2 separate regions of the Homo sapiens genome follow, and region 1 is linked to region 2. Evidence: read pairs that join two places in POLR2A ChIA-PET (ENCODE). Cell type or tissue: endothelial cell of umbilical vein. All regions are shown on one strand. Links, peaks and the distances in the headings refer to the core of each region. The heading gives the core; the rest is flanking DNA.

Region 1 (16,790 bases), core at 5,157-13,156, 94 kb before region 2:
CACCATCTTACTGTAGACATATGAGAGGCCCCAAGCAAGAACCATGTCGCTGAACCTAACCAACATCTGCAACTGTAGCATAATAAAATGATTGGTGTTATTTTAAGCTACTAAGTTTGAGGGTGGTTTCTTCCACAGCAATAGATAACCAGAAGAGTATTTATTATGTAAAGTAGTTCCCTTGGGTAGAGTATGAAAAGACTAGTCCCAACCATTCACAAATACACACCAAAGAAAACACTCCATTATCTCTACATATTTATGTGTGAAAACTAACCTATATAATACAGGAGTTCTGATTTCAGTTAACACAGAATAATCACACTAAACCCATTACCTGCTACTGAATACAGCTATAAAATGTGAACAGAATGCATGCAGCAACTATTTGAGGACTCTGGAAAGTAAATTGTACCACATAAACTGAGGAAAAACAACAGAATTTGAAGTAAAACTGAACTGGCGGTGAGTTTACCATTTTTTTCCTCCAGTCTCCACTAGACTGGACTCAAGGCAGCTTAACACCCGGAAGGGAGCATCAACATGGACAGAGAGAGCTCCAGGAAAAGCAGAAAATTGGTCTCCTAATATTCAGAGAAAGTAGGAGAAATGTGCCATTTTTTTTCTTTTCTCCATTCTCTTACATTTTAGCCAATAAGCAATCCCACTGTGGCACCTCAGTCAACAGTGACAATGGAGACAGCAATACCTTCAAGCACCCAAAAAATGCTAAGGGAGGGGAGAACCTTCCTCTCTGTTTGAAGTAGCTCTGGTCCCAAGACAGTGGGGCCAAAACCTCAATGATATATATTTTTTCACTCTCTCTGTCCTGATGCTTGGCCCAAGACATGGGCAAAGTTTCAGGAAATACATAACAGAGAGGATTAAATAAAGACCCAGATTTCTGGACAGGCACAGTGGCTCACCCCTGTAATCCCAACATTTTGGGAGGCTGAGGTGAGTGGATTTGTTGAGGCCAGGAGTTGGAGAACAGCCTGGGCAATGTAGCAAGACCCTGTCTCTATGAAACATTTAAAAATAAAATTAGCTGGGCACTGTAGTGCTTGCCTGTAGTCTTGGCTACTCAAGAGGCTAAGGTGGGAGGCTCACTTGAGCTCAGGAGTTCGAGGCTACAGTGAGCTATGATCACACCACTGTACTCCAGCCTGGGCGACAGAGCGAGACCCTGTCTTTAAATAAATTAAATAGTCTAGATTTCTTGCCAATTGATTAAAAGGGGAACTCCAAGGCATTACAAAGTACCAAGGAGACAGTAGAGAGGAGAGGACCTTGGGAAAGGTCCTCATAAAGTTTTTATGAACTCCTAGGTTCACCCCAACCTGCACATGGATCTGATCCTAAACAGCATACCAAAGACTGTGATAACTGAACTAAGAGGCAGACCACCACCCAAGCCCTAGACTAGCCACTGGATAAAACACATGTAGGACAGATCTGAATAGCATTACAAACTTTTGAAAACTGAATTGACTTTGGAGCCACTATCCACAAAAGGCATGTCAGAACTTGTGATCTAAACCCAAGCATGTCTATTACAAACTAAAACAAAAATATGAATATTTCCCCATAGTATTAAAACAAGATACAAAGTCCTATAACATAATATTCAAAATGTCCAGGATACAACCCAAAATTATTCAATACCTGAAGAACCATGAAAATCTTAACTTGGGTGGGAAAAGGCAAACAACAGACACCACTGCTGAGGTGACACCAATGTTGGAATTATCTGAAAAAGACTTTAAAGCAGCTATTATAATGATGCTCCAACAAGTAAGGACAAATAATCTTGAAATGAATGTAAGGATAAAAGGCTCAGCACAGGAGTAAAAGATAAAAGAAGAACCAAATTGAAATTTTAGGCTGGGCACAGTGGCTCACACCTGTAATCCCAGCACTTTGGGAAGCCAAAGCGGGTAGATCACAAGGTCAGGAGTTCCAGACCAGCCTGGCCAACATGGTGAAACCCCATCTCTACTAAAAATACAGAAATTCACTGGGCATGGTGGCATGTGCCTGTAATCCCAGCTACTGGGAGGCTGAGGCAGGAGAATAACTTGAACCTGGGAGGTGGAGTTTGCAGTGAACTGAGATCGCACCACTGCGCTCCAGCCTGGGTGACAGAGTGACACTCCATCTCAAAAAAAAAAAAAAAAATTTTATAAGTGAAGAATACAATAGCTGGAATTTTAAAATTGGATGGATGCAATAGCAGAATAGAGATGAAAGAGTCAGTAAATATGAAAATAGATCAATAGAAATTATCCAACCTGAATAGCAGAGAGGAAAAACTGAAAAATAAATAGAGCCACAAAGACCTATAGGAGATAATAAAATATCTAACATTTGTGTCTTTAGAGTTACAGAAGGAGAAGAGAAACAGTGTGGTACAGAAAAAAAGATGTGAAAATATAATAACTGAAAACATTCCAGATAAAGCAAAAGACACAAGCCTGCAGATTGAAGAACCTCAGCAAAACCCAAGCAGGATAAGCCCAAAGAATCAAAGCACAGACACATTATATTCAAACTGCTGAAAAGAAAAACAAAAAAATATGTTTAAAGCAGAAAGATAAAAATGAAATATTACATACAGGGTAACAACAATTCAGATGACTACGGATTTCTCATCAGAAACCAAGAAGGTCATAAAGACATGCACAGCATTTTTAATGTGCTGAAAGAACTGTTAACCAAAAATAATACATCCAACAAAAATAGATTTCCGTGTGAAGAAATAACACCAATACTGTACAGTCTCTTCTAGAGAGTCAGACAGTTGAAGAAAAGAAAGCTACATACCAATATCTCTCATGAACTTAGACATAAAAATTCTTAACAAAATATTAGTAAATTGAATCTAACAATGTATAAAAAGAAGTGTACACCATGACCAAGTGGTATTTATCCTAGGATTACAAGGCTTGTTCAACATGAGAAAATCACTCAATGCAATCCACCATATTTACTGTCTAAAGAAGAAAAGCTGCCTGATCATATTCACTGATGCGGAAAAAAGCACTGACAAAATTCAACATCCATTCATGATAGCTTTCAGCAAAATAGGAATAAAAGGGAACTTCTTTGACCTGATAAAGAGCAGATACCCGCCCCCCCCAAAAAAAAAAACCGCACAGAATATCTAGCATTATTCTTAAAAGACTGAATTCTTTCCCCCCAAGGTCGGGAAAAGGCAAGGAAGTCCACTATCACCACTCTTAGTCAACATTGTATTGGAACTCCAAGTCAGTGCACTAAGACAGAAAAACGAAATAAAAGGCATACGTATATAGCAAAAATCACAATATGTAAATTTTAATGGAATGCTGGGGAAACAGAGGAACTAAAAACAGAGGGAACAAAAAGAAAAGGGAGGAAAAAAGAGAAATTCTCAAAGGATATTAGAAAAATTCTCCTATTCATAGATAATATGATCATCTACTTAGAAAAATCCCATGAAATCTACAAAATCCTAGAACCAAATAAGCGAGTTTAGCAAGGTCTCAAGGTGCAAGGTCAGCACACAAAAACCAATCATATTTCTATATACAGGCTATGTGCAACTGGAGATTTTTTTTTTTTTTTGGTGGAGTCTGGCTCTGTCACCTAGGCTGCAGTGCAGTGGTGCGATCTCGGTTCACTGCAACCTCCGCCTCCAGGGTTCAAGTGATTCTCCTGCCTCAGCCTCCCAAGCTGGGATTACAGGCACCCACCACCACACCTGGCTAATTTTTGTATTTTTAGTAGAGACAAGGTTTTGCTGTGCTGGCCAAGCTGATCTCGAACTCCTGACCTCACCTGATCCGCCTGCCTCGGCCTCCCAAAGTGCTGGGTTTATAGGTGTAAGCCACTGCACCTGGCCAAAAAATCTTTAAAATGTATCATTCACAATAGCATAAAAGAAAAATATTTAGGTATAAATTTTTAACAAAACATGTCCAGGATCTATATGCTAAAATCTATAAAATGTTGATGAAAGAAATCAAAGAAGACCTGAATAAATGAAGAGACATGCCATGTTCATGGATTGAAAGACTAAGCAAAGATGTCAAATCTCTCCAAATTGATATACAGATTTAATAAAATTTCCATAAAAATCCCAGCAAAATGTTTGGTGAATATAGCCATGTGAAATATAAAATTAATAGGAAAGTCAAAGTAACAGACTAGCCAAAACAATTTTGAAAAAGAAGAATAAAATTGGAGGCCTCACACTATCCAATTTAAGATGTACTGTAATGCTACTATGTAAAGTAATAAAGTATAATTAAGGCAGGGTAGCATTGGTGAAGGAATAGATATATACATCAATGGGACAAAATTAGAGTCCAGAAATAGGTCTACATACAAAATTGATTTTTCACAAAAGTGCAAAAGCAATTAAATGGACAAGGTACGTTCTTTTCAATGAATTGTTTGGAATTATTGGGCATCCATACACAAAAAGAATGAACCTTGAGCTAAATCTTATACCTTGTACAAAAATGAATTTTATGTAGATTATAGATTTAAATGTAACATACAAAACTGTGAAACAGTTACAAAAAAACATAAGAACACCTTCCTGATCTTGGATTAAGCAAAGAGTGCCTAGATATGACACCAAAAGCACAATCCTTATATGAAAAAATTGATAATTGGACTGCATCAAAATTAAAAGTTTTTGCTCTGCAAAAGACACTTTTAAAGTAATGAAAAGACAAGCTACAGAGTGGGAGAAAATATTTACAAAACATATTCAACAAAGGACTTATATCCATAGTACATAAGAAATTCTCCAAACTTAATAAGAAAACAACCCAGTTGAAAAATGGGCAGAAGGTTTAAACTAACACTTTACAAAAGACGGTATGTGGATGAGAAATCATTACATGAAGAGATGTTTAACACCATTAGCCATTAGGGAAATAAAAATTAATACCATGATTGCCACCTATTAGATTGACTTAGAATATTAGAAATAGAATGACTAAATAAAAAATACTGACAACACCAATTGGAGATGAGAACGAAGAGCCCCTGGAACTCTCTTACATTGCTGGTGGGAATGCAAAATGGTAAACCACACTGGAAGAGAGTTTGGCAGTTTCTTATAAAGTTAACATGCATTTATCCATAAGAACAAGCAATCTCACTCCTAGGTATATATGTATATATCCAAGGGAAGTGAAAATGTGTTCATCCAAAAACCTGCACATGGATTTTTTTGTTGTTGTTTTGAGACAGAGTCTCGCTCTGTCACCCAGGCTGGAGTGCAGTGGCACAATCTTGGCTCACTGCACCTTCCGCCTCCCAGGTTCAAGCAATTCTTATGCCTCAGCCTCCCAAGTACCTGGAATTATAGGCATGTGCTACCATGCCCAGCTAATTTTTGTATTTTTAGTAGAGACAGGGTTTCACCATGTTGGCCAGGCTGATCTTGAACTCCCGACCTCAAGTGATCCACCCGCCTCGGCTTCCCAAAGTGCTGGGATTACAGGTGTGAGTCACTGCGCCCAGCTTTTTACATGGATGTTATTAGCAGCTTTATTTATAATAGCCAAAAACTGAAAACAACCCAAATGTCCTTCAGTGGGTGAATGAATAAAAAACTGTTGTATGTTCATACAATGGAATACCATTCAGCAATAAAAATGAATGAACAATTGATATACTAATAATTTGGATGAATATCAAAGGCATTATGCTGAGTGGAAGTGAGTCTCAAAAGGTTGCACACTATATTATTCCATTTTATGACATTCTTGAAATGATAAAAGTATAGTTACAGAGAATGGATCAGTAGTGTCTGGGGCTAAGTGGGAGGGGAAGCGTATAACTATAAAGGGATAACACAAGGGAGGTTTGGGGATGATGGAACCATTCTATATTCTGATTGTAGTGATGGTCGTATGAATCTGTACATGTGTTAAATTCAAATAATTGTACAAGAAAAATAAATATTGCTGTAAGTTAACTTAAATAATTTCTCTCTGTCATGTGTTAACAAATCCTCTGCTTACCCTTGGACATGCTACAACTTTATATTAGTTTAAGACGGTGGTTAAGGCCTCAAGAAGTCCCCAAGAGCTATGTCCTGGGTTCAGTTACCCTGAAATGTGGCAGATGAGGAAAACTGAAACCTTAAATTCAGGCACACCCACAGGATACTATGAAATATATGGGCATAAACACTAGCATTGGCGGGGCGTGGTGGCTCACGCCTGTAATCCCAACACTTTGGGAGGCCGAGGCGAACGGATCACTTGAGGTCAGGAGTTTGAGACCAGCCTGGCCTACATGGTGAAACCTCATCTCTACTAAAAATAGGAAAATTAGCCGGGTGTGTTGGCGGCATCTGTATTCTCAGCTACTCAGGAGGCTGAGGGAGGAGAATCACTTGAACTCAGGAGGCAGAGGTTGCAGTGAGCCAAGGTTGCGCCACTGTACTCCAGCCTTGGTGACAGAGGGAGACTCAGTCTCAAGGAAAAAAAAAAAAAAAGAACCAGGAAGGAAGCTTCTCCCCTCTGGCTGCCTTCCACTCTCCCACAAGTGCCTCCCATTGGCAGCACCTCAGCAGCAGCAACCAGGCATCCTAAGAGGACCTCATATCTATTCTGCATGGCCTTTGCTCTGTACCGCCAGGTTCTGGTAATCCTACCTCTTCCCTGTTGTTTTTCCAAGTTTAGGGATAGTAGCTGCTTCTTGTAGTTATTATCTCTGGGTTCTCTCACAGTTGCCTTTTTGCTATCTCATTTCTGCATTACCTATGTAACCAATTCCTTATCTTAACCTCCTCTGTGGGAACATGTAGTGGCCTGTTTTCCTGTGGACGCTGACTGATACTCAGCCTTTGGAGACTTGAAGTATAGAGTCAGAGGGCAACCAGTTGTGAAGCTGACCCTGAATTCCTTGTGTTTGTTTGGCCTCTGCTTGCATTTGTTCCTGCACTTGAAGATAAAATCACAATTTCAAAGCGCGGTACACAGGGCCTATGGTAGACTTTGCTGGTGGTTCCTAATATTTCTGATTCCCTTCTTGCAAAACAGATGGATTGCATTGATTGCATTTTTCACCTCTTTGACGTTTGAGGTGACTTTATGACTTGCTTTGGCCAACGAAATGAGAGTAGAAGTGGTGAATGTCATTTCTGGGCAAAAGTATTTAAGAGCAGATGCATGTGTTCTCTCCACCTGCTGCAGTGAGTCCTAAAGCCTCACGCTGAGATGGTAAATTATAGGGTGGAAAAGCCTGTGTGACATGTAGTCTGGGAGATAATTTTTATTTTACTTCACGGTTGTCACCACAGTGTAAAGTAGCCTATCCTGACTAATAATACATTTGTGATTCACCCCCTGCCACCTCCCCTCCGTCTCACTCTTCCCTAAATGCATCAAGATACCTTACACCTTTGGGCTGTGCCTATGCTCCACCTCTTGCCTTACCAATCATTTTGACCTGGCAGCTGCTGCTAGTTGTTCAAAGCCCAATTCAGATGCTACCTACTCCAAGAAGCCTCCTTCATCTGGATCTGGGATGTTTCCTATATTTTCTCCTAATAGCTCATGTTTACTCTTTTTTTTTTAGACAGAGTCTTCTGTCACCCAGGCTGGAGTACAGTGGCACGATCTCGGCTCACTGCAACCTCCCCTCCTGGGTTCAAGGTATTCTCCTGCCTCAACCTCCCTAGTGACTGGGACTACAGGCGTGCGTCACCACGCCTGGCCAATTTTTTTTTCTTTTTGTATTTTTAGTGGAGACGGGGTCTTGCCATGTTGGTCAGGCTGGTCTCGAGCTCCTGGGCTCAAGTGATCCACCCATCTTGGCCACCCAAAGTGCTGGGATTACAGGCGTGAGCCACCGCCACACCTATAAAGTAAACATGGCCTCCTGTTTACTTTTAACATGACATTTCCCACATTGTATCATATTATCAGATTATTTATTGATATACCCACTTTATATTAAGCTCTTTGGAGGCAGGGATGGAGTGTCTTCTGTTGTATTTTTTGCTGTTGTTTTATTTGTTTAGCTCTAGCTTAAAAAATGCATTGAGCATAATGCCTGGTACATAGCAGATGTTCAAAAATATTTGTTGAAAGAATAAATTATTTCAACAAAATAAATAAATACATTTATTATAAAGTATAAATAAAGCAGAGGATATGTTTTTAAAAATTTAGCTATATACTTATAATGCAATTTAATTGGAAGTCATTTTGTGCATTCTATATTTTGTCAAGGTACCCCATGTGGATTCTTGGTCATCTACTTTATTTAGAATTCATATCTCTTAGTCATTATTTGCTTTTTTTCTAATGTATTTTCTGCCTCTTTCTTACTTTTGTTGCTCTGTTTCTATGGAATATCAGCTGGCAACATTCACTTAGTTGATCTATGTTGGTAAATATGTATAGTTAAAATTCAATTCAGTCCGGGGAAACTGGAAAGATTTAAATATCTTGAATGTTTAATGATATTTAATTAAATATCTTGAATGTTTAATGATATTTAATTAAATATCTTTAATGTTTAATGATATTTCATTAAATATCTTTAATTAAATATATTTAAAGATTTAAATATATTTAATGCTATAGTAACCCTGTAGCATGTTTCAAATTAAATAAAAGCTACTTTTAAATATAAAGGGGTTATTTTTGTCAGCTGCTTTATTACCTCCAAACCAGAGCTGTTCATTTTTTATTCTATTTCCAAAAACCAAATATCCCTCCCAAGTCAATTTCAAAATATAATCTTAGTTCAGATTCTCTAGAACAAAAGCAAAGTCATTTCTAGGCACTCATAGTTTTGTTTTATGTTTCTCATTATGCACATTGAGATTCCTCTAAATGTGAGTCATTTAAGCAAAACCTTGGGAAACCTCCAGATTCCTTTTTAATTATCTTAAATTCATCTGAAAATATTTCAGCAAATGCAGGAGAGAATGCCCTTATTAGCAAGATGTTTTAAAATCAAGAAGAGCCTATTATGAACTCAAGATACTCCCTAAAGGTTTTATTAACAGTTCAGGATTGTCCCTTCTATCTGCCTGTTCCTGTCTCACTACAGATAGCAAAATGTAGGAATTGCAGTTTTTAGCTCCTTTTAGCATCTTCCAGATTTGGGCTTCCATCCAAGCTCCCACTGCAGTGCACCACTCTGTGAGTCGATGACAGGCAAGGTCGAACAGCCCCTGGGGAACCTTCGCAGATGTGTTGAATACCATAAACATAAATAGATAATCCTTATCTTAAAGCAAGAGAGGCAGAAAGACACGGAGAAGACCCAGGCACCCTTGCCTTCATGTCTGTACAGACCCACATGGACTGTATGTTTAGGATTCAGTAGCCATGTTAGAAAAATGCTACCTCAGACCCTATTCAGGGTTAGCTACAGTAACCTTAGGAGTCCCTTCTGATCATCCTCTTCCCATGGCAGCTGCAAACTTTTGCCTCTGCCATGTATGGGAAAATTGATCACTTAAAAGGAACTCTTAAGGTTTATTAGAAATGCTTTTGCTGTAAGTGGCAGAAAACCTGCTCCCAAAGACTGAAGTGAGTAAGACTTTATCTTGCTCATATAACAGGCATTCTCTCAGTAGGAAACCACCAGCTCAGTGACTCAAGGATGTAACACGACTCAAGGATGCAATCCTAACATGCCAAGCTGTTAGGATTGAGAAAGAGATACTGCAACTGGAAACATCAGGTATAGGTTTAGAGCAGGGAAAAGTGGGAAGGGCCCTGCAGCCTCTCTCCTTTTATCAAGAAGGTGAAAGCTTCCTCAACCCTATCTCCCTGAGGCTCAGCCAACTCCTGTTTGGATCTCATTGCCCAGAACTTGATTAAGTGGCCACCTCTGGCTGCAAGAGAGGCTGGAAAAATGGGGAACAGTTTGTCACAATTGGCTTGGTGCAGTTGCAAGACATTGCCTGGCAGGGCACACTGATGCTTCAAAGAAAATTAAGGATCCAGTAGCTATGAAGAAGGGAGTGGGTAGGCAAGTGCTAAGCTCTACCTCCACGAGACTAATCAGGAGCATTACACCCAATTATAAGGCAACCGATTTTTGCTGGAGCCTTTGTTTAGAATGTGCCATGGAGGATGGTACTGTGTCTGCTAAGAGGATTCTCCTCCCATATTCACCAATAGAAAGGAACGCTATAATGTGGATGAACCTCAAAAACACTATGCCAAGTGAAAGAAGCCAGACACATGATTCCATTTATATCAAATATCCAGAATAGGCAAATCCATAGAGACAGAACACAGATTGGTGGTTACTAGGGGTGAGAGGGAAGGGGTAATTGAGGGCAAGCATTTAACAGGTTTAAGGTTTCCTTTTGGAATAATGAAAATGTTTTAGATCTAGATAGAGGTGACTGTTGTACAACATTGTGAATGTACTAAACACCACCAAATTGTATACATTAAAGTGGTTGGTTTGGGGTTACATGTAATTTAACCTCAATAAAAAAAAAGAATATTCTCTTCCCTTCTGCTGAACAAAATATTACGAGCTTTATGCCAATCAGCTTTGTACAGCATTTATACTTCAGTCCCTACAAATTCATCTTGGCAGTAGTAGTTTTAATATGAGCCACTTATCTGTGGCTGAGGCAGAGACAACTAGTCACCCTCCAATATCCTTTTCTTCTATCCCTTTCTTCTTTAGTAACTAAATCCTAGGCCAGGCGCAGTAGGTCACGCCTGTAATCCCAGCACTTTGCGAGGCCAAGGCAGGCGGATCACCTGAGGTCAGGAGTTCAAGACTAGCCTGGCCAACATGGCGAAACCCCATCTCTACTAAAAATACAAAAATTAGCCGGGTGTGGTGGCAGGCACCTGTAATCCCAGCTACTCAGGATGCTGAGGCAGGAGAATCACTTGAACCTGGGAGGCAGAGGTTGCAGTGAGCCGAAATTATGCCATTCACTCCAGCCTGGGTGACAGAGCAAGACTCCGTCTCAAAAAAAAAAAAAAAAAAAAAAAAAAAAAAAAAAACACCTAGTCAATGTGTCCAGCTAAAAAACAAAAACAAAACACTAAATTTCCCAGACTCCCTTACAGCAAAGTATGGCCATGGACTAAGATCCATTCAGTGAAATGTGAGTGGAAGCTCTGGGCAGGTCTCCCAGCTAGGATCTTTAACAGTGCATGACCTTTTGTCCTTCCCCTTTTTTTCTTCTTTCCAGCCTGCAAAACAGACTTGATGGCTGAAGCACCACCAGCGAATCTGGATCATGATGTGACCTTGAAAATGAAAGCTGTGTGCTGTGTATGGTAGGATGAAAACATGAGACTGAGTGCTCAATGACAACCCGAAGATACCATACCATTTGTGGACAGCCTACCTCCAGATTTCCTTTACCTGAGAGAAATGGGAGAGAAAAATGCTATTTTGTTATTTGTTGGGAGAAAAGCATTGTTCTATGCAGCCAATCTTACTTGTAACTGATACAGCAATATAACTTCCTCAAACAATTCTTATTAAAGATATTATTAAAACTTATTAAAGATAATGCAACTCAGGGCATGAGTAACATATTCCATTCCAAAGTAAGAATGAGTCTACCTACAGGGCTGTTACCTGTTCCATTAAAGTTACTGATGCCACTTGACATTGGTCTTGGCAATAATTTTTTGGATATGACACCAAGAGCATAGGCAACAAAAGCAAAAATAAATAAGTGGGACTATATCAGACTAGAAAGCATCTACACAGCAAAGAAACCAATAAACAAAATGAAAAGGCAACCGATAGAATGGGAGAAAATATTTGAAAACCATATATCTGATAAGGGGTTAATATCCAAAATGTACAATTAACTTATACAACTCAGTAGCAAAAAAAGCCCAAATAACCCTATTGAAAAATGGGCAAAGGACCTGAATAGACATTTTTTCCAAAGAAGACATACGAATGGCCAACACATATATGAAAAGATGCTCAACATCATTAATCATCAAGGAAATGTAAATCAAAACCATAGTGAGATATTACCTCACACTGGTTAGGGTGGCTAGTACCAAAAAAATAAAGGTAAGTAGTGGTGAGAATATGGAGAAAAGGGAAACTTGTACACCGTTGGTGGGGAATATAAAATGGTGAAGCCACTGTGGAAAACAGTATGGAGGGTCTTCAAAAAATTAAAAATAGAAATACCATATGATCCAGCATTCCTACTCCTGGGTATTTATTCAAAAGAATTGAAATCAAGATCTCAAAGAGATGTCTGCACTCCCATGTTCACTGCAGCATTATTCACAATAACCAAGATATGGAAACAGCCTAAATATCCATTGAAAGATGAGTGGATAAAGAAAACATGGTATATATACACAACGAAATACTATTCAGCCTTAAAAAAGAAGGAAATCCTGCCATATGCAACAACATGGGGTGAAACTTGAGGACATTGTGCTAAGTGAAATAAGCCAATCATATCAAGACAAATACTGCAAGACATCATTTGTATGAGGTATATAAAGTAGTCAAACACAGGAGCAGACAGTAGAATGACTGTTGCCATGAGATGGGGGTAGGGAGAAATAGGGAATTGCTATTCAACAGAGAGAAGGTTTCAGTTACGTGAGATGAAGAAGTTCTAGAGATCTGCTGTACAACATTGGGCCTATAGTTAACAATACTTTATTGTTCACTTAAAATTTTGTTAAGAGGACAGATTTCATGTTAAGTGTTCTTACCACAATAAAAAAAACTGAAGCATCTAGATAAGTGCTCTAATACAGGGAAGGAATCACAGACCAGGGACACTTAACCAGCCTAAAGAGAATAATAGAAGGCTTCCCCAAGGTGGTGAGTTCAGTGTGAAGGACAAGTCATAATTAGCGAGGTGAGGAAGTAGCAAGTGTGGATGTACTAAAGTTTGAAGGGACTTCCCAGTAGAAAGAAAACATGGCAGCTCAGGCTGCCATAACCAAATACCAAAGACTGGGTGGCTTAAATAACAGTATTTTCTCTCAGTTCTGCAGGTTGGAAGTCCAAGACCAAGGTGTTGGTGGGTTTGGTTTCTTCTGAGGCCTCTCTCCTTGGCTTGCAGATGATCACCTTTTTTTTTTTTGAGACTGAGTCTCGTTCTATTGCCCAGGCTAGAGTGCAGTGGCGTGATTTCAGCTCACTGCAACCTCCGCCCTCCGGGTTCAAGTGATTCTCCTGCCTTAGTCTCCTGAGTAGCTGGGATTACAGGCACACACCACCACGCCTGGCTAATTTTTGTATTTTTAGTAGAGACGGGGTTTCACCATGTTGGCCAGGCTGGTCTTGAACTCCTGACTTCAAGTGATTCACCCTCTTCAGCCTCTCAAAGTGCTGGGATTACAGGCATGAGCCACCACGCCCGGCCAGATGATCACCTTCTTACTGTGTCCTCACATGGCCATCCCTGTGTGTGTGTGTGTGGGGGGGGGGGGTGTGTGTGTGTGTGTGTCCCCTATAATTGCCTCTTTTTAACTTAGTCACCTCTTCAAAGACTCTATCTTCAAATATAGTCACATTCTGAGGTACTAGGGGTTGGGCTTAAGCACACTAATTCTGGAGAAACACAATTCAGCACATAGCGAGCATTCACAAAAGTATGGAGGTGAAAGAATACACTGTAGGCCCAGGAAATCGCAGGTACTTGTTATAGCCTGTGGCTGTTTGGTGAAAGATGAAGTACAACTGAGAAGTTTGGGTTTTACATAGAGGCAATGGGAAAATGTTGGGGGAGTATTGTGATTGAGTGGTGCTTTAGAAAGACCATCACAGTGGCAATGGTGAGGCTCCATTGTAGTGGGGCCAAAACTAGAAGATGGGAAACCAATTTTATCAGTTAGCTTTTGCTGAGAGAGGAACTACCCCCCAAAATTTAGTAGCTTACAAAACACAAACACACACACATATTTATTTACCTCACAATTTTGTGGTTTGGCAATTTGGACCGGGCTCAGCTGCGCAATTCTGCTGATCTGGGCCAAGCTTGGCTGAACTTGGCTGGGCTCGCTCATGTATTTGCTGTCTGTGGCCAGGTCAGCTGAGGGTGGGCTGGTCTAGGATGGCTCAGATGAGATGGAGCATCTCTGTTCCACATGGTCTCTCATCATCCAGCAGGCTGTTCTGGGTTTGCCCATGTGGCAGTGGTGGTAGGACTTCCTAGAACAAGGTAGAAAGAACACAAGGCCTCTTGAGCCTCATGCTTGGAACTCACATAATGTTGCTTCCACTGCAAAGCAAGTCTCAAAGCCAGCCCAGATTCAAGGATTGGAAACAGAGATTCCATTTCTTTTATTTTCCTTCCTTCCTTCCTTCCTTCCTAACTTCCTCCCTCCCTCCCTCCCTCCTTTCTTCTCTTTCTTTCTCTCTCTCCCTTCCTTCCTTCCTTCCTTCCTTCCTTCCTTCCTTCCTTCCTTTCTTTCTTTCCTTCTTTCTTTCTTTCTTTCTTTCTTTCTTTCTTTCTTTCTTTCTTTCTTTCTTTCTTTCTTTCTTTCTTTCTCTCTTTCTTTCTTTCTGATGGAGTCTTGCTCTGTTGCCCAGGCTGGAGTGCAGCAGTGGCACCATCTTGGCTCACTGAAACCTCCACTTCCCAGGTTCAAGTGATTCTCCTGCCTTAGGGTCCCTAGCAGCTGGGACTACAGGCACACCACCAACCCGGCTAATTTTTTTATTTTTAGTGGAGATGGGGTTTCACCATGTTGGTCAGGCTGGTCTCGACCTCCTGACCTCATGTGATCAGGATTGATCAGGATTGATTGTGATCCGCCTGCCTCGGCCTCCCAAAGTGCTGGGATTACAGGCATTAGCCACCACGCCCAGCCGATTCCATTTCTTGATGGAAGGAGCTGCAATTATTTGTGGCCATCTCTACAGTCCACTACACCAGCTAGGAAGTAACATTTTATAATTCAGAAGGAAATAAGTAAGAGGAATAGAACTGAATTAATGACAATGGAGATGGATGAGAGACTGAGTTGGGAGAAGTCAGTGATCATTTGGGGATTGGCTGGGTCCTCTGGTTCTGACTCGGGTGATGAAGAGATTGATGGCATTGTCAGAGGTATTTGAACCAGAGCAACTCCATCTTGAATAGGGGCTGGGTAAAATAAGGCTGAGCCATACTGGGCTGCATTAAGGCATTCTTAATTAGGAATGCCTTAACTAGGCCAGGCGCAGTGGCTCACGCCTGTAATCCTAGCCCTTTGGGAGGCTGAGGCAGGCAGATCACCTGAGGTCAGGAGTTCGAGACCATCCTGGCCAACATGGGAAACCACATCTCTACTAAAAATACAAAATTAGCCGGGCATGGTGGTGCATGCCTGTAGTCCCAGCTACTCAGGAGGCTGAGGCAGGAGAATCGCCTGAACCCAGGAGGTAGAGGTTGCAGTGAGCCAAGATCGTGCCATTGCATTCCAGCCTGGGCAACAAGAGCGAAACTCCATCTTAAAAAAAAAAAAGAATGCCTTAACTAAAGCATTTTTGGGTTTGTTAAGGAGGTTAAGGCATTCTTAGTCACAGGATGACAGGAGGTTGGCACAAGATATGGGTCATAAAGACCTTGCTGATAAAACAGCATGAGGTAAAGAAGCTAGCAAAATCCCACCAAAACCAAGATGGCAACAAAAGTGACTTCTGGTTGTTCTCACTGCTCATTATATGCTAATTATAATACATTAGCATGCTAAAAGACACTCTCACCAACGCCATGACAGTTTACAGATGCCATGGCAACATCCAGAAGTTACCCTACATGGTCTAAAAAGGGGAATTGCCCTCAGCTCTGGGAATTGCCCACCCCTTTCTCATAAAACTCTGGAGTAATCTACCCCTTGTTTAGCATATAATCAAGAAGTAACAATAAGTATCCTTAGTCGAGTAGCTCAAGCCACTCCTCTGCCAATGAAGTAACCATTCTTTATTCCTTTTCTTTCTTTCTTTTTCTTTTCTTTTTTTAGATTGTTTCACTCTTGTTGCCTAGGCTGGAGTGCAATGGCACAATCTCGGCTCACTGCAACCTCTGCCTCCTGGGTTCAAGTAATTCTCCTGCCTCAGCCTCTCCAGTAGCTGGGATTACAGGCACTCACCACCGCACCCGGCTAATTTTTGTATTTTTATTAGAGACAGGGTTTCACCATGTTGGCCAGGCTGGTCTCGAACTCCTGACCTCAAGTGATCCATCTGCCTCAGCATCTTAATAGAGCTGGCTTCACTTTACTCTAGGGACTCACCCTGAATTCTTTCTTATGCAAGATCCAAGAACCCTCTCTTGGGGTCTGGATCAGGATCCCTTTCCAGTAACAGCATCGCTTAGAAGATGAGTGTGAGAGGCAGCGCTGATGGTCAATCTGACCAGATCATATCATTGTGTTGAGATTTACCTCTTCTACTTGCTTGCACAGCCTTTATAGTTATAAGCATAAAACATCATTATCTGCTAATGAATGAAATAAAACAACAGAAGTGGAAGGGATACCTGTGGGTAGCAGTTTACTGTTGCTCTAGGGAGCGAAAATTTGTACTGTTTTTAAGTGGCAGAGAAAAATAGTAGGGGCAATGTTTTTCTTGTGTGGGAACTTGTATCAGGGACTTTGCACGTGCTGTTCCCTTGGCTGAAAATATCTTACCACCCTATCTCTCTGCCTGCCTCTCTGCTGGCTCCTTCTTAGCCTCCAAGTTTCAGTTTACACATCACTGTCACAAAGAGACCTTTCCTGTCGACCCTATCTCAATGCGCCTCTTCCCCTGCCAGTTACTACTACAGCGCTCTCTTTAATTCTTTCTCAGCAGTGTTC
Region 2 (14,415 bases), core at 98-8,097:
CTATTTTATGTATTTAATATGATTGATTAACTTCCATGTATAATTAGAATTGTTTTCCCTAGTGGGTAAATGCCACCAATAAATTTCAGATACTGGATATAGGTCTTCAAAGAGAGGAACTTGAGTATGTGTGCCCACTTGAAGGGTTACTGTCTGCCTACCTGTATTTGAAGGTGTATTGATTCTAGAGGACAGAGTACTCTTTATCTGTTCAGAGTGGGGCCATTGTTTGCTCAAGGCTCATCAGGCTTTCCTTGACTGGCCTGAGCAAATATGTATAGTAATACGCAGTGTTGATTGGGTATTCCCTAGAGAGAGGGCACATCTGCATTTTATGTGCTCTTTATGTATAAAAATATTATAATAAACTGCAAAAATCTGTATGCAAATGTTAGAGGAATGTTAGGATAATAAGTAATGCTGGGTGTAACTCAGCTGGTAAGTATTAATGCAGTATTTGATAATACTTCTGTGGTTACTGTAGTGGTAGCAAGGACTTGCTGTGACCCACTGCATGAATCTACCCCAGAATATATGTAGGAAATTCTGACCTGGCCCCTTTGATGCAACCATTTTGACATGGGAACATTTGGAAGCTTGAAAATGAATGTTTAACTTCTTAGCAGCTTTTGGAAATTGAATCAGGTAATAAGTGTATTGGACATCCTAAAGTGTGAGAGTTAGGAATAAAGTGAGCATATCGGTAGAGCTAAATTAATGATTTATGTACCTGTGTGATGTTAGTGAAGTCGTATTGTAGAATTGCTCCAACCCAAATATAATATCTGCATTTAAGTAACAGAACATTCCACATGGAAGAAGTAAAATGTTCTATTGCTGCAAAAAGTAGAACTAAAACCAATAAGCAGATGTTGCAGGAATTTCAGCAAATAAATATTATATAAACAAGTCTTAAAAACAAGAGATGCCTATAGGAAGTATTCAAAGACTGATGAGTTCATATCAAAAGATCTTAGGAGCCAGCTTGAAGGAGTTTCCATGGGCCAAATTTGGGACAATTTAACAATTAAAAGGAATACTGGGACTGGATGTAGTGCCGAACCCCTGTAATCCCAGCATTTTGGGAGGGTGAAGTGGAAGGATTGCTTAAGGCCAGGAGTTTGAAACCCATCTGGGCAACGTTGCAAGACCTTGTCACTACAAAAAATACAAAAATTAGCTAGGGGTGATGCATACCTGTAGTCCCAGCTACTCAGGAGCTGAGGTGGGAGGGTTGCTTGAGCCCAGGAGCTTGAGGCTGCAGTGAGTTATGCTCATGCCACTGCACTGCAGCCTGGGCAACAGAGCAAGACCTTGTCTCAAAAAAAGAGAAGAATGAAGGTAATGATTTAACAACAGAAATCTATGCATCCATATTGTTAAACAAAAAGGGGAGAGAAGAAAAGAATGTTCATCTGCTGTTTATGGAATATTGTGAGCTAAAAAATGCAGAAGGAATGCTGGACTTTGGAAATCACCATTTCCAACCCCAATGTAATAATTATTTCAGACAAAGATTATCAGTGGGTGCTAAAACTATTGGGGTAAAAGTTGCTAAGAAGTAGGATATTTGGCTGGGCGTAGTGGCTCATACCTGTAATCCCAACACTTTGGGAGGCTGAGGCGGGTAGATCACGAGGTCAGGAGTTCAAGACCAGCCTGGCCAACATGGTGAAACCCTGTCTCTACTAAAAATACAAAAATTAGCCGGGTGTGATGGCGGTTGCCTGTAATCACAGCTACTAGGGAGGCTGAGGCAGATAATTGCTTGAACCTGGGAGGCGGAGGTTGCAGTGAGCCAAGATCGCTGCTGCACTCCAGCCTGGGCAAAAGAGCAAGACTCTGTCTCAAAAAAAAATGGCCGGGTGTGGTGGCTCACGCCTGTAATCCCAACACTTTGGGAGGCCAAGGCGGGCAGATCACAAGGTCAGGAGATCAAGACCATCCTGGCTAACACGGTGAAACCCCGTCTCTACTAAAAATACAAAAAATTAGCCGGGCGTGGTGGCGGGCGCCTGTAGTCCCAGCTACTCAGGAGGCTGAGGCAGGAGAATGGCGTGAACCCGGGAGGTGGAGCTTGCAGTGAGCCAAGATCGCGCCACTGCACTCCAGCCTGGGCGACAGAGCAAGACTCTGTCTCAAAAAAACAAACAAACAAACAAACAAAAAAACCCAACAGGATATTTATACATCCTAATTCAAAGGGGAAGTGTACCTTTACAGCAGAGATTTGGTGATCACCATGTTAACCCAGTGATCAAACAGCATCATTGATGGACAGCCTAACGTGTTATTTGTGATGTGATGCATTGAAAAATACACAACATCATATGTAGAGTGTTCTTGCCAAAGTAACCTGAATCTAATTGAGCCAAGACTTAACTTGTAGTTTGTAGTGTAGGAAGAAAAGAAATATGTTAAATGACACCATAAGGAAATAAGACAAATCCAAAATAGAAGACATTCTACAAGACAACTGGCTAGGTCTCTTCAGACAGTATAATGGAAAACAAAAAATATGGGGGAATTATTCTGGATTAAGAGACTAAAGAGATATAACAACTAAATGCAATGAGTGAACCTTGATTGGATCTTAGGTTGGGTTGGAGTGAGCTGTAAAAAGCATTTTTGGGACAAGTGGGGAAGTTTGAAGATGAGATAGAATTATCGTTGATCCTTTGGTATAATAATGGTGGTGTGGTTATGCAGGAGATACATGCTGAAGTGTTCTTATGTCTGCTACTTTCAAATGACTCAGCAAAACAAAGCATATATGTGCAGATAGATGGTGTTTATTTTGTAATAAAGCAAATGGGGACAAATGTTAACTTTTGGTGGGTGTAGGTGAAGGGCAAATGCATATTTATGCTATTCTTTCAATTCTTCTATAATGTATAGAAATTTTCAAAATAAAAAGTTGGGGAAAACTTTTAAGCTGCTCAGCAGTGCGCTGATTCCTGTGGAATACTGAGTAGGCTGGCAGTGGAGATATTCTAGCAGGAGTTGGATGGACTGGGCCCTTATCTAAAAGTGGCCATCAGTCATTCTAAGGCAGGGTTTCTCAACTGTGGCACTACAGACATTTTAGGCCAGGTAATTCTTTGTTATGAGAGGCTGTCCTATACCTTACAAGATGTTTGGCAGCATCTCTGGCCTCTACCTATTAGATGCCAATAAAACACCACCCCAGTTGTGGCAACGAAAAATGTTTCCAGATGTCCCCAGGGGTGTGGGAGGGAGGCAAAATTGCTCCCAGTTGAGAATCACTGTACTGAACTAAGGGTGGTCTTATTTATTTATTTCTTTTGAGAATTCACATGTATCTTAAATAGTTTGCACCTCAGAGTCTCTCAATTTTCCTCTTCAGTTGCAATAGTCACATTTATTTTTAATATTTAATAAAGCTATTTGACTGCTTAATAAGAGAATTCATTGTTTTCCATCATGAGGATCTCCAAATCTGACTAATCCTCAGAACCATCCAGGGTGCTTTTAAAAATGTAAATTTTCAGCCAGGCACGGTGGCTCACACCTGTAATTCCAGCACTTTGGGAGGCTGAGGCAGGCGGATCACTTGAGCCTAGGAGTTCAAGACCAGCCTGGGCAACATGGCAAAACCCTGTCTCTACAAAAATTAGCTGGGTGTGATGGTGTGCACCTGTAGTCCCAGCTACTTGGAGGCTGAGGTGGGAGGATCACCTGAGCCCAGGGAGGTTGAGGCTGCAGTGACCCATGATCGTGCCACTGCACTCGAGCTTGGGCAGCAGAGCGAGACCTTGTCTCAAATACATAAATACATAAACAAATTTTCCTTCCTTCCTTCCTTTCTTTTTTTTTTTTTTTTTGAGACAGGGTCTCACTGTGTTGTCCAGGCTAGAGTGCAGTGCTGCAATCTCGGCTCACTGCAAACCCTGTCTTCGGGGCTCAAGCAATCCTCCCACCTCTGACTCCGGAGCTCGAGCAATCCTCCCACCTCTGACTCCTGGGCTCAAGCGATCCATTCACCTCAGCCTCCTGGGTAGCTGGGACTACAGGCGTGCACCACCATACCCAGCTAATTTTTGTATTTTTTGTAGAGATGGCATTTTGCCATGTTGCCCAGGCTAGTCTCAAGCTCCTGGGCTCATGTGATGCGTCCGCCTCAGCCTCCTAAAGTGCTGAGATTATAGGCATAAGCCACCAAGCCCAGCCAATAAACAAATTTTCTACTCCCACCCCAGAAAGCCTGATTCAGAAATCTTTGAGATGTACCCTTGGAATGTTCCTTTTTTGATAGTTCTCCAGATTAGTCAGACTTGGGTTCTTTTGTTTTAGGGAGTAATTCATTCAATTATTCAACAAACATAGTAGATGAGGTCTGAGAAGTAGAGAGAGAGATAATGAAGGGCCTTGTAGGCCACTGTAGAGACTTTGGCTTCTATAGTAGTCTGAGTGAGATGAGATGCTACTGGACATTTGTGGGCTTTTTTAAAATAAACTTTTTATATTGGAATGATTTTAGGTTTACAGAAAAATTGCAAAGATAGTACAGAAAGTTTCTGTATATCCCTTACCCAGCTTCCCTAAATGTTAACATAACCATAGTACATTTGTCAAAGCTAAGAAATTTACATTGGTAAAATGCTAACTTAAACTACAGACTTTATTCAAATTTTACCAGTTTTTCAACTTATGTCCTTTTTCAGTTCCAGAATTCAATCCAAGATCCCACATTGCTTTTTGTTGCCATGTCTCCTTAATTTCCTGTGACAGATGTGACATTTCTTCAGTCTTCCTTGTTTCTCATAATCTTGAAACTTTTGAATAGTAGTGGTCAATTATTTTGTAGAATGTTCCTCAATTTATGTTTATCTGACATTTTCCTCTGGTTAGACTAGGGTTATGGGTTTTTAGGAAGAGGAAGTGCCCTTCTCATCACGACATCACAGGGCACATGATGTCAATATGAGGTGATATCTGCCAGATTTCTCTGCCGTAAAGTTTCCATGTTTCCCTTTCCATACTCCATTCTTTGAAAATGAGTCACTAAGATCAACACACAATCAAGGAGAGGAGAATTAAGCTCTACCATCGGGAGACAGGAATATCCACATACATTATTTGGAATTCTGTAAGAAACATTTGTCCTGGCTGGGTGTGGTGGCTCACGCCTATAATCCCAGCACTTTGGGAGGCTGAGGCAGGCGGATCACGAGGTCAAGAGATCGAGACCATCCTGGCCAACATGGTGAAACCCCATCTCTACTAAAAATACATAAATTAGCTGGATGTGGTGGCGCATGCCTGTAGTCCCAGCTACTCGGGAGGCTGAGGCAGGAGAATCACTTGAACCTGGGAGGCGGAGATTGCAGTGAGCCAAGATTGCCACCGCAGTCCAGCCTGGGCGACAGAGTGAGACTCTGTCTCAAAAAAAAAAAAAAGATTTGTCCCTTCTCCCCATTTATTCAATCATTTATTTCTCATGGGTGTGTATTTTGTTCTTTTAAGTTATAATCCAATACTATCAAATTGTTCTGGTTTTAACCATCTGGAGCTCTTTTAGGTTGGCTTTTTTGTCCCTTTGACATGCCCCATCCTTTTGAATTTTGAACACTTCCTTACTTCCTGGCCCTACAAGATGCTCCAGGCTCATCCTGTATTTTTCCTTGCTCCAGAACTAGTATCAACCATTTCTCCAAGGAACGCTGGTTTCTTTTATTCTAGAATGATAGTTAGAAACCATGATCTGGGTGCTAGGTGTGCCCTTTACTAATGGGGTACCACTGGTTCTAGGCCCTTTCAACAGACAAAGGTAAAAAATACATGTATGACTATTAACCTGTATATACACACACATCTATAATCCTGTATCTATCTATCTATCTATTAAAATACCTCTGACCCTAATCCAGCACCACAGGGTTCATTCTAGCATCCCTTCCCTTGCTTTTTTGTGACTTCTTACTCTGAAAGTGAGAAACCTGGCTTCCATTATGTCCATTTTATTCACTTATTTGTTTAACCCTAGTATAAATATAATATATTTTTAGAATTACTAACCCATACCCCTGTGAGAAACTTATTTGCCAACTAGAGTGCAGTTGGTATTGTACAGTCTTGTCTTTAGCCTTACAGTAGCCACTCAAAACAGTTTTCCAAAGTCCTGAGGTTAGCTCCTTTTTCCCTTATCCCCTTCATTGAAGTATTGGCACACATTTCTAATACTGTTAGATTCATTTGTTACAAGCTTCATTCCATCCTTGGATACTGTGACATCTTGGTTAATTTTTTAAAATTTGCATACAGTAACATTCAGTTGGCATGAGTTTTGATGAGTGCATAAAGTCCACCACCCCACTTATCACCCCAGTACCATGGAAAACAGTTCTCCCTAAAAATTTCCCTTGTGTGGCCCCTTTAGTCAGTCAACCACAACTCCTGGCAACTGATTTGTCTCCTGTCCCTATGATTTTGTCTTTTCCAGAGTGTACCATAAATGGAATCATACAACATGTAGCCTTTTGGGTCTGGCTTCATTTATTAAAATGCATTTGTGATTCAGTCTTCTTGCTAGGTGACTCAATAACTTGTTCCTTTTTTTTTCTTTTGTCTTTTTTTTTGACAAGGAGTCTCGCTCTGTTGCCCAGGCTGGAGTGCAATGGCGTGATCTTGGCTCACTGCAACCTCCACCTCCTGGGTTCAAGCGATTCTCCTGCCTCAGCTTCCCGAGTAGCGGGGATTACAGATGCCTGCCACCACGCCCGACTAATTTTTGTATTTTTAGTAGAGATGGCGTTTCACCATGCTGGCCAGGCTGGTCTCGAACTCCCGACCTCAGGCGATCCGCCCGCCTCGGCCTCCCAAAGTGCTGGGATTACAGGCGTGAGCCACCGCTCCTAGCCAACTTGTTCCTTTTTATTGCTGAATAGTATTCCTTGTATTGATGTACCAGTTTGTTTTTCCATTCAATTGTTGGACATCCTGCTTGTTTCCAGTTTTGCCAATTATGAATAAAGCCAGTATAAACATTTGTGTGTAAGTTTTTTTATTAAGGTAAAATATACATACATAATTTACCACCTTTACCATTTTTAAGTATACAGTTCAGTGGTAATACATTTACATTCTCTTTTTTTCTCCACATTCCCCCCCACCCCACTGTCCCCTTTTCCAGCCTCTGATAACCACCAGTCTACTCTCTATCTTCATGAGATCCACTTTTTTTAGCCCCCACATATGAGTGAGAGCATGTGATATTTGTCTTTCTGTGCTTGGCTTATTTCACTTAACTAGTGGTCCCTAGTTCCATCCATGTTGCTGCAAATGACAGGATTTCATTCCTTTTATGGCTGACTAATATTCCATTGTATAAGGGTAACACATTTTCTTTATCCATTTATCTGTTGATGGGCAATTAGGCCGATTTCATATTTTGACAATTATGAATAGTGCTGCAGTGATCATGAGTGCAACTATCTCTTTGACATACTGATTTCCTTGCTTTTGGATCTATACCCAGTTGTGGAATTGCTGGATCATGTTGTAGTTCTATTTTTAGTTTTTTGAGGGACCTGCATTGTATATAGGTTTTTGAGTGTACATAACTTTTCAAGTCACTTGGGTAATTTGCTAGCATTTGCTATTGTCAGTTTTCCAATAGGTGTGTCATGATATCTCATTGTGTTTTTTAAATCAACTTTTAATTTTGAAACAATTTTAGATTCACAGGGAATTTGTCAAGATAGGCCAGGCGTGGTGGCTCATGCCTGTAATCCCAACACTTTGGGAGGCCGAGGCAGGAGGATTGCTTGAGCCCAGGAGTTCGAAACCAGCCTAGGCAACATAATGAGACTTTGTCTCTACAAAAAGAAAAAAAAAATGAGCCGAGCATGGTGTCATGCGCCTGTAGCCCCAGCTACTCTGGAGGCTGATCTCAGGAGCAAGGCAAAGATGCCTTCCATCACTATTCTGCAAGTGTTCAGTCTCACCCTTAGGAATGATGTAGGCCGGGCGCAGTGGCTCACACCTGTAATCCCAGCACTTTAGGAGGCCAAGGTGGGTGGATCACTTGAGGCCAGAAGTTCGAGACCAGCCTGCCAACATGATGAAACCCGGGTCTCTACTAAAAATACAAAAAATTAGCCGGGCGTGGTGGCACTTGTCTGTAATCCCAGCTATTTGGGAGGCTGAGGCAGGAGAATCGCTTGAGCCCGGCAGGTGGAGGTTGCAGTGAGCCAAGATCGCGCCACTGCACTCCAGCCTAGGAGACAGGGCGATACTCCATCTCAAAAAAAAAAAAAAAAAAGAATGTCAGTGGCCAGGCGCAGTGGCTCATGCCTGTAGTCCCAGCACTTAGGGAGGCTGAGGCAGGTGGATCACTTGAGCCCAGGAGTTTGAGACCAGCGTGGGCAACAAGGCAAAGCCTCATCTCTACAAAAAAATACAAAAATTAGTTGGGTGTGTGATGGTGCGTGCCTGTAGTCCCAGCTACTTGGGAGACTGAGGTGGGAGGATCACTTGAGCCTGGGAGGCAGAGGTTGCAGTTAGCTGAGATCACATCACTGCACTCCAGCCTTGGGGGGAGTGACCCAAGGAGATCCTGTCTCAAAACAACAAAAACATCGATGTCAGGTTTAGGCACAGTTGCTTATGCCTGTAATCCCAGCAATTTGGGAGGCCAAGGCAGGAAGATTGCTTGAAGCAAAGAGTTCAAGACCAGCCTGAACAACAAAGTGAGACCCCCATCTCTTAAAAAAATTAAATTAAAAATTTTAAAAGGAATTATGTCAGTTGTAGTTTTTCTTTTTTTTTTTTTTTAAGACGGAGTTTTGCTCTTTGTTGCCCAGGCTGGACTGCGATGGCGCGATCTTGGCTCACCGCAACCTCTGCCTCCCAGGTTCAAGTGATTCTCCTGCCTCAGCCTCTTGAGTAGCTGGGATTACAGGCACGCCACCACGCCCGGCTAATTTTGTATTTTTAATGAAGACGGGGTTTCTCCATGTTGGTCAGGCTGGTCTCGGTGATCCGCCCACCTCGGCCTCCCAAAGCGCTGGGATTACAGGCGTGAGCTACCGTGCCCGGCCGTCAGTTGTAGGTTTTCATACATACTTTTTTTTTTTTTTTTTTTTGAGGCAGAGTTTTGCTCTTGTTGCCCAGGCTGGAGTGCAATGGTGTGATCTCGGCTCACCGCAACCCCCGCCTCCCGGGTTCAGGTGATTCTCCTGCCTCAGCCTCCTGAGTAGCTGAGATTACAGGCATGTGCCACCACGCCCGGCTAATTTTGTATTTTTAGTAGAGATGGGGTTTCTCCATGTTGGTCAGGCTGGTCTCAAACTCCTGACCTCAGGTGATCCGCCTGCCTCGGCCTCCCAAAGTGCTGGGATTACAGGCGTGAGCCACCGCGCCTGGTGCAATACATAACTTTGTTTAATGTGTGTTTAAAGATACCTTATTTAGCATATACTGTTGATTCGTTAACATTGAACTCACAGCCAACAGCACTAGAACTGATGCTGGAGCAAAGCTTATCTAACACATTTTCTCATGAGGCACATCACAACTTTCCTCAGTTTAGGAGCCATTAGACAGCACTTCAGCACTGTGTTTGGGGGCTATTTTATTTTTTTGGAGACAGGGTCTTGCTCTGTCAGCCAGGGTAGAGTGCAGTGGTATGACCATAGCTCACTGTAACCTCAAACTCATGGGCTCAGGTGATCCTCCCACCTCAGACTCGCAAGGAGCTAGGACTACAGGTTCACTCCACCATGCCCAGCTATTTTTTTTTTAACATAAAAGAGACAGGGTCTTGCTTTGTTGCCCAGGCTGGTCTTGAACTGCTGGGCTCAGGTGATCCACCCAACTTGGCCTCCCAAAGTGCTGGGATTACAGGTATGAGCCACCACGCCCAGCCCCCAGCTATTTTTTTAAACAATGTTGTAGAGTTGGGGTCTTGCCATGTTACCCAGGCTGATCTTGAACTTCTGGCCTCAAGCAATCCTCCCTCCTCAGCCTCCCAAAGTGCTGGGATTACAGGCATGAGCCACTGTGCCTGGCCTAGGGGATATTTTAAACAGGTAAAATCACCAACAAAAAGCACAAAAATGTGAAAAATACGGCACTACCTAGACCTCACAAAGGACACTTTCTTATACTACAATAGCTGAAACAGGCAGAGTATCACCTTGTTCAGCCTCAGCTGGGAGCATGCACATCAGGCAATTCTAATTTTTTGCCACTGTGCATGTCCACAAATAACCATGAAAGCACTGCAAGCATTGATTTGGGGAGTTAGAAATGAATTTTAGCAAGTAGGTAAATTTGAAATGAAGGGATCTGCATATAATGAGGATTGACTATATCTGTTATTTAATGTTACAATTTTTCCTTTAAGCACTGCTTTAGCACATCTCACAAATTTTGATATGTTGTATTTTCATTTTTATTTAATTCAGAGTTTGGCAAATTATGGCCCACTGCCTGCTTTAATAAGTGAAGTCTTATTGGAGCACAGCCACGCTCATTCCTTTTTTTTTTTTTTTTTTTTTTTTTTGTGAGATGGAGTTTTGCTCTCGTCACCCAGGCTGGAGTGCAGTGGCACACTGCAACCTCCGCCTCCCGGGTTCAAGCAATTGTCCTGCCTCAGCCTCCCGAGTAGCTGGGATTACAGGTGCCCGCCACCACGCCCGGCTAATATTTGTATTTTCAGTAGAGATGGGGTTTCACCATGTTGGCCAGGCTAGTCTCAAACTCCTGACATCAGGTGATCTGCCCGCCTCAGCCTCCCAAAGTGCTGGGATTACAGGTGCGAGCCACCACACCCGGCCACTCATTCTTTTATCTATTACATTATGGTGCACAAAGCCTGAAATATTTCCTGTCTGGCCCTTTACAGAAAAAGTATGTTGACCACTGATTTAGTTAAAACTATTTTTTAGTTTCCCTTGAGACCTCACTTGATCCACGGATTATTTAGAAGTATAATTGTTTAATTTCCAAACATTTGGGGATTGCCCAAGTGTATTTCTATTATTGATTTCTAAATCCTGTTATGGTCCAAGAATACACATTTGTATGATTTCTGTTTTTTATATTAAAATGTATTTTATGGCACAGAATATGGCTTATCTTGGTGAATATTCTATGTGCATCTGAGAAGAATGTGTAATCTGCTGTTGCTTGGTTGAATTTTCTATAAATGTCCACTAGGTCAAGTTGGTTGATAGTGCTATTCAGGTTATCTGTATCCTTGCTGATTTTCTGCCTACTTGTTCCATAAATCAATGAGAGAGGAGTGTTGAAGCCTCCAACTGTAATTTTGGATTTGTCTGTTTCTCTTTTCAGATCCTGTCAGGTTTTGTCTCATGTATTTTGAAGCTCTGTTATTATGTGCATACACATTTAGGATTGTTATATCTTCTTGGAGAATCCTTCATGGTTATGTGATGTCCCTCATTTTTTTAAGAGAGGGGTTCTTGCTCTGTCACCCAGTCTGGGGTACAGTGGTGCAGTCATAGCTCAACTGCAGCCTCGAACTCCTGGGGCTCAAGTAATCCTCCCACCTCAGCCTCCTCAGTAGCTGGGATTACAGGCACAAGCCACCATGTCCGACTCTGATGTCTTTCTTTATCTCTGATAATTTTCCTTGTTCTGAAATCTACTTCATCTCAAATTAATATAGCTACTCTAGCTTTCATTTGGTTAGTGTTTTATTGTAAAGATTTATCTTTTTTTCTTGTAGCTTATCAAGGCTGTATATTTAAAGTGAGTGTTCTGTAGACAGCATGTAGTTGGTTTTTGCTTTTCAATCCAGTCTCTTTTAACTGCTGTATTTAGACCATTCACATTGAAAGGGATTATTGATACAGTTGGATCAAAATCTTTCATTTTGCTAGCTGATTTGTTCCAGTTGTTCTTTTTTTCTTATTACCTCTTTTTCTTTTTAGCAGTTTTGTAATTCCACTTAATCTTGTCTATTGACATATTTATACCTCTTCTTCAAAAACTTATTTAATGGTTATGTTGGGTTTTACAGCAAATATTTTTAAATAATTTGAGTCTACCTTCTAATATTACACAACTTCACCTGTCATCTAAGGACCTGATAACATTATATTCTTAATTCTTCCTTCTCATCTCTGTGTCATTATTGTCATATATTACTGTTGTATATGCTATAAACACCTAATACGTTGTTAATGTTATTGCTTTGAACTGTCTGGTGTTTTTTTGTTTGTTTGTTTGTTTGTGTGTTTGTTTTTGAGACAGGATCTCACTTTGATGCCCAGGCTGGAGCGCAGTGGCTTGATCTCGGCTCACTGCAGCTTCGACCTCCAGAGCTCAGGTGATTCTTCTACCTCAGTCTCCCGAATAGCTTGGACTACAGACATGGGCTACTACGCCTGGCTAATTTTTGTATTTTTTTGTAGAGATGGGGCTTTGCCATGTTGCCTAGGCTGGTCTTGAACTCCTGGGCTAAAGCGATCTGCCTGCCTCAGCCTCCCAAACTGCTAGGAATACAGGAGTGAGCCACTGTGCCTGGCCTGAACCGTCACTTATTTTTAGAGCAATTAAAAATAAAAATATAGATCATACTTTATAGGCAGTTTTAGAGCAGAGGAATGTCATGGTCCTTTTAAAGTGTAAATCCTGTCACTGGTCGCTTTAATGGGGAAGCAGAAAGACCAGCTAGGAGGCTGTTGCAGTAATCTAATTGAGACATAGTGGCTTGTTCCAAGGTCATGTTAGATCTCAGAAGGGTTCACTAGATAAGACATCCAGAAATCTTTTTTGTCTGCTTCAGAGTCTCACAATTTTTCATGACAGCTGAAATATTTAGATCTAAAGCTACCATGAACTCTCTGAATAAGATGTTCATATTAAAACACTAAAAACATGACCAGTAATCCTTGTTGACCTCATAGTTCAGTTAGAAATAATCACAGTAATTGGCATCATCATTAGATAGAGGGACAAATAGTAGTGTTTAACAAGTGTGTTGTCAACATTGTAGTTTTTAAAAAATTTAGTAGTGCTTAGCAAGTGCATTGTCAACACTGTAGTTTTTTTAAGGGTTTTTGTTTGTTTAATACATATGAAAAGAATGCATAAACAAAGAATTGAGACATGAGAAAGCATTGGTTCAACACTAATGAATCTAAAGAATTAGGATTTGGGAAGGTGGAAAAGATTACCTAAACATTTTCAAAAATTGGAAACTGCAACCAAAATAAGCTGATAAAAATCCCTATTAACACTTATGAAGAGTCTTCAGACTCTTCCCATGATTTTTATTAAACTAGAGAGCCTCACCTGGCTGCTATAGGAGTCTTCATATGCAGAACAGAAATAAGGAGACTCCCCTGACGGTTCCCCATGTTGCTAAGTGTTTTCCCCACCCCCACCTGACCCTGAGCTTCTTAATGAAGCAGGCCTCCATCCTCCTAATTTGAGAGGATGTGAATCATTCCACAGATGTCTGTCTTCTAGCACCACCCCTCATATTTCCTCTACATACCAGGTCTTCAGCTGCGTTCTAGGAACACCATAAACTACTGAGTTGCAAATCTATGTCAAGCATATAAGACAAACATTGTAGTCTTTTTAAATTTAAGATTATCCACACATGTTAAAACAAATGCATTTGTCCACTTTTTTGTTGGAAAATTATTAGGTCATTTATTGGAAGTTTATCATATTCTAGTCAATATCAATCAAGTTATATACCTGAGTAATTCTACCAAGATTGTATTTCTGAATTCTAGATTACATGTTCTTTATAGAAAGACTGGAACTTTTAATAATAAATGTCTAACTTAAATACACACACACACTATATTTCCTTGTAGTGATGAAACTATATTCTACCTTAATTCAAACTTTCTACCTTGCAAAACTGGAAACCCTACATTTATTATCAACCTTTTCTTTTTAGTTCAGTATTTATTAGGTTTAAAGTACTTTTTAAACTCATTTTGCAAATTTCCAAATGTACTAAATGTAGAGAGTACAATGACCCCCATGTGTACCCATCACCCAGTTTCATCAACTTCTTGCCATACTTAAAAAAAAAACTCATTGTTTGCTAAAACATTTTAATCAAATTGATTCATCCTGTCATTTCATCCCTAAATATTTCATTATCTTAAAACAAAATTAAAAATGTTTTCTTAACTACAGTGCATTATCACATTTAACAGAATTAACAATAATTCCTTAGTATCCTCTAATATTCAGTCTATATGCAGATTTACCTACTTACTAAAATAATTCTTTGTGTTTTTACAGTTAATTTGATCCAGATCTAAAATAGACCCACTTACTGTATTTGGTTTTTTTTTTTTAATCTTCTATCGCTCTTAAATCAAAAACAGGTGTTCCCCCTCTACTACTTTTTTCTTGCCTTTGTCTTGGGAAAGAAGCTTGGTCAATTATGTTATA

What was found. ChIA-PET counts read pairs that join two places held together with the same protein. Peaks named below come from ENCODE experiments on the same cell type or tissue, not always from the same donor. Only the 100,000 strongest peaks of a DNase experiment are listed, where the experiment ranks them.
Region 1: POLR2A ChIA-PET joins it to region 2 with 6 read pairs; 1 of 35 experiments calls an interaction of 5 or more read pairs at or near these places.

The regions. Positions count from the first base shown.
Region 1 is chrX:46,761,338-46,778,127 of GRCh38, forward strand. No RefSeq gene overlaps it. Among named protein-coding and RNA genes, the nearest start is that of SLC9A7, 11 kb to the left of the region's middle. In endothelial cell of umbilical vein, for the core only: no CTCF peak of the experiment used is centred there; no DNase peak of the experiment used is centred there; H3K27ac peaks cover 431 bases.
Region 2 is chrX:46,860,520-46,874,934 of GRCh38, forward strand. All of the region lies in intron 3 of RP2 (RP2 activator of ARL3 GTPase), which reads left to right. Among named protein-coding and RNA genes, the nearest start is that of RP2, 31 kb to the left of the region's middle. In endothelial cell of umbilical vein, for the core only: no CTCF peak of the experiment used is centred there; a DNase peak (open chromatin) is centred at 4,992; H3K27ac peaks cover 1,265 bases.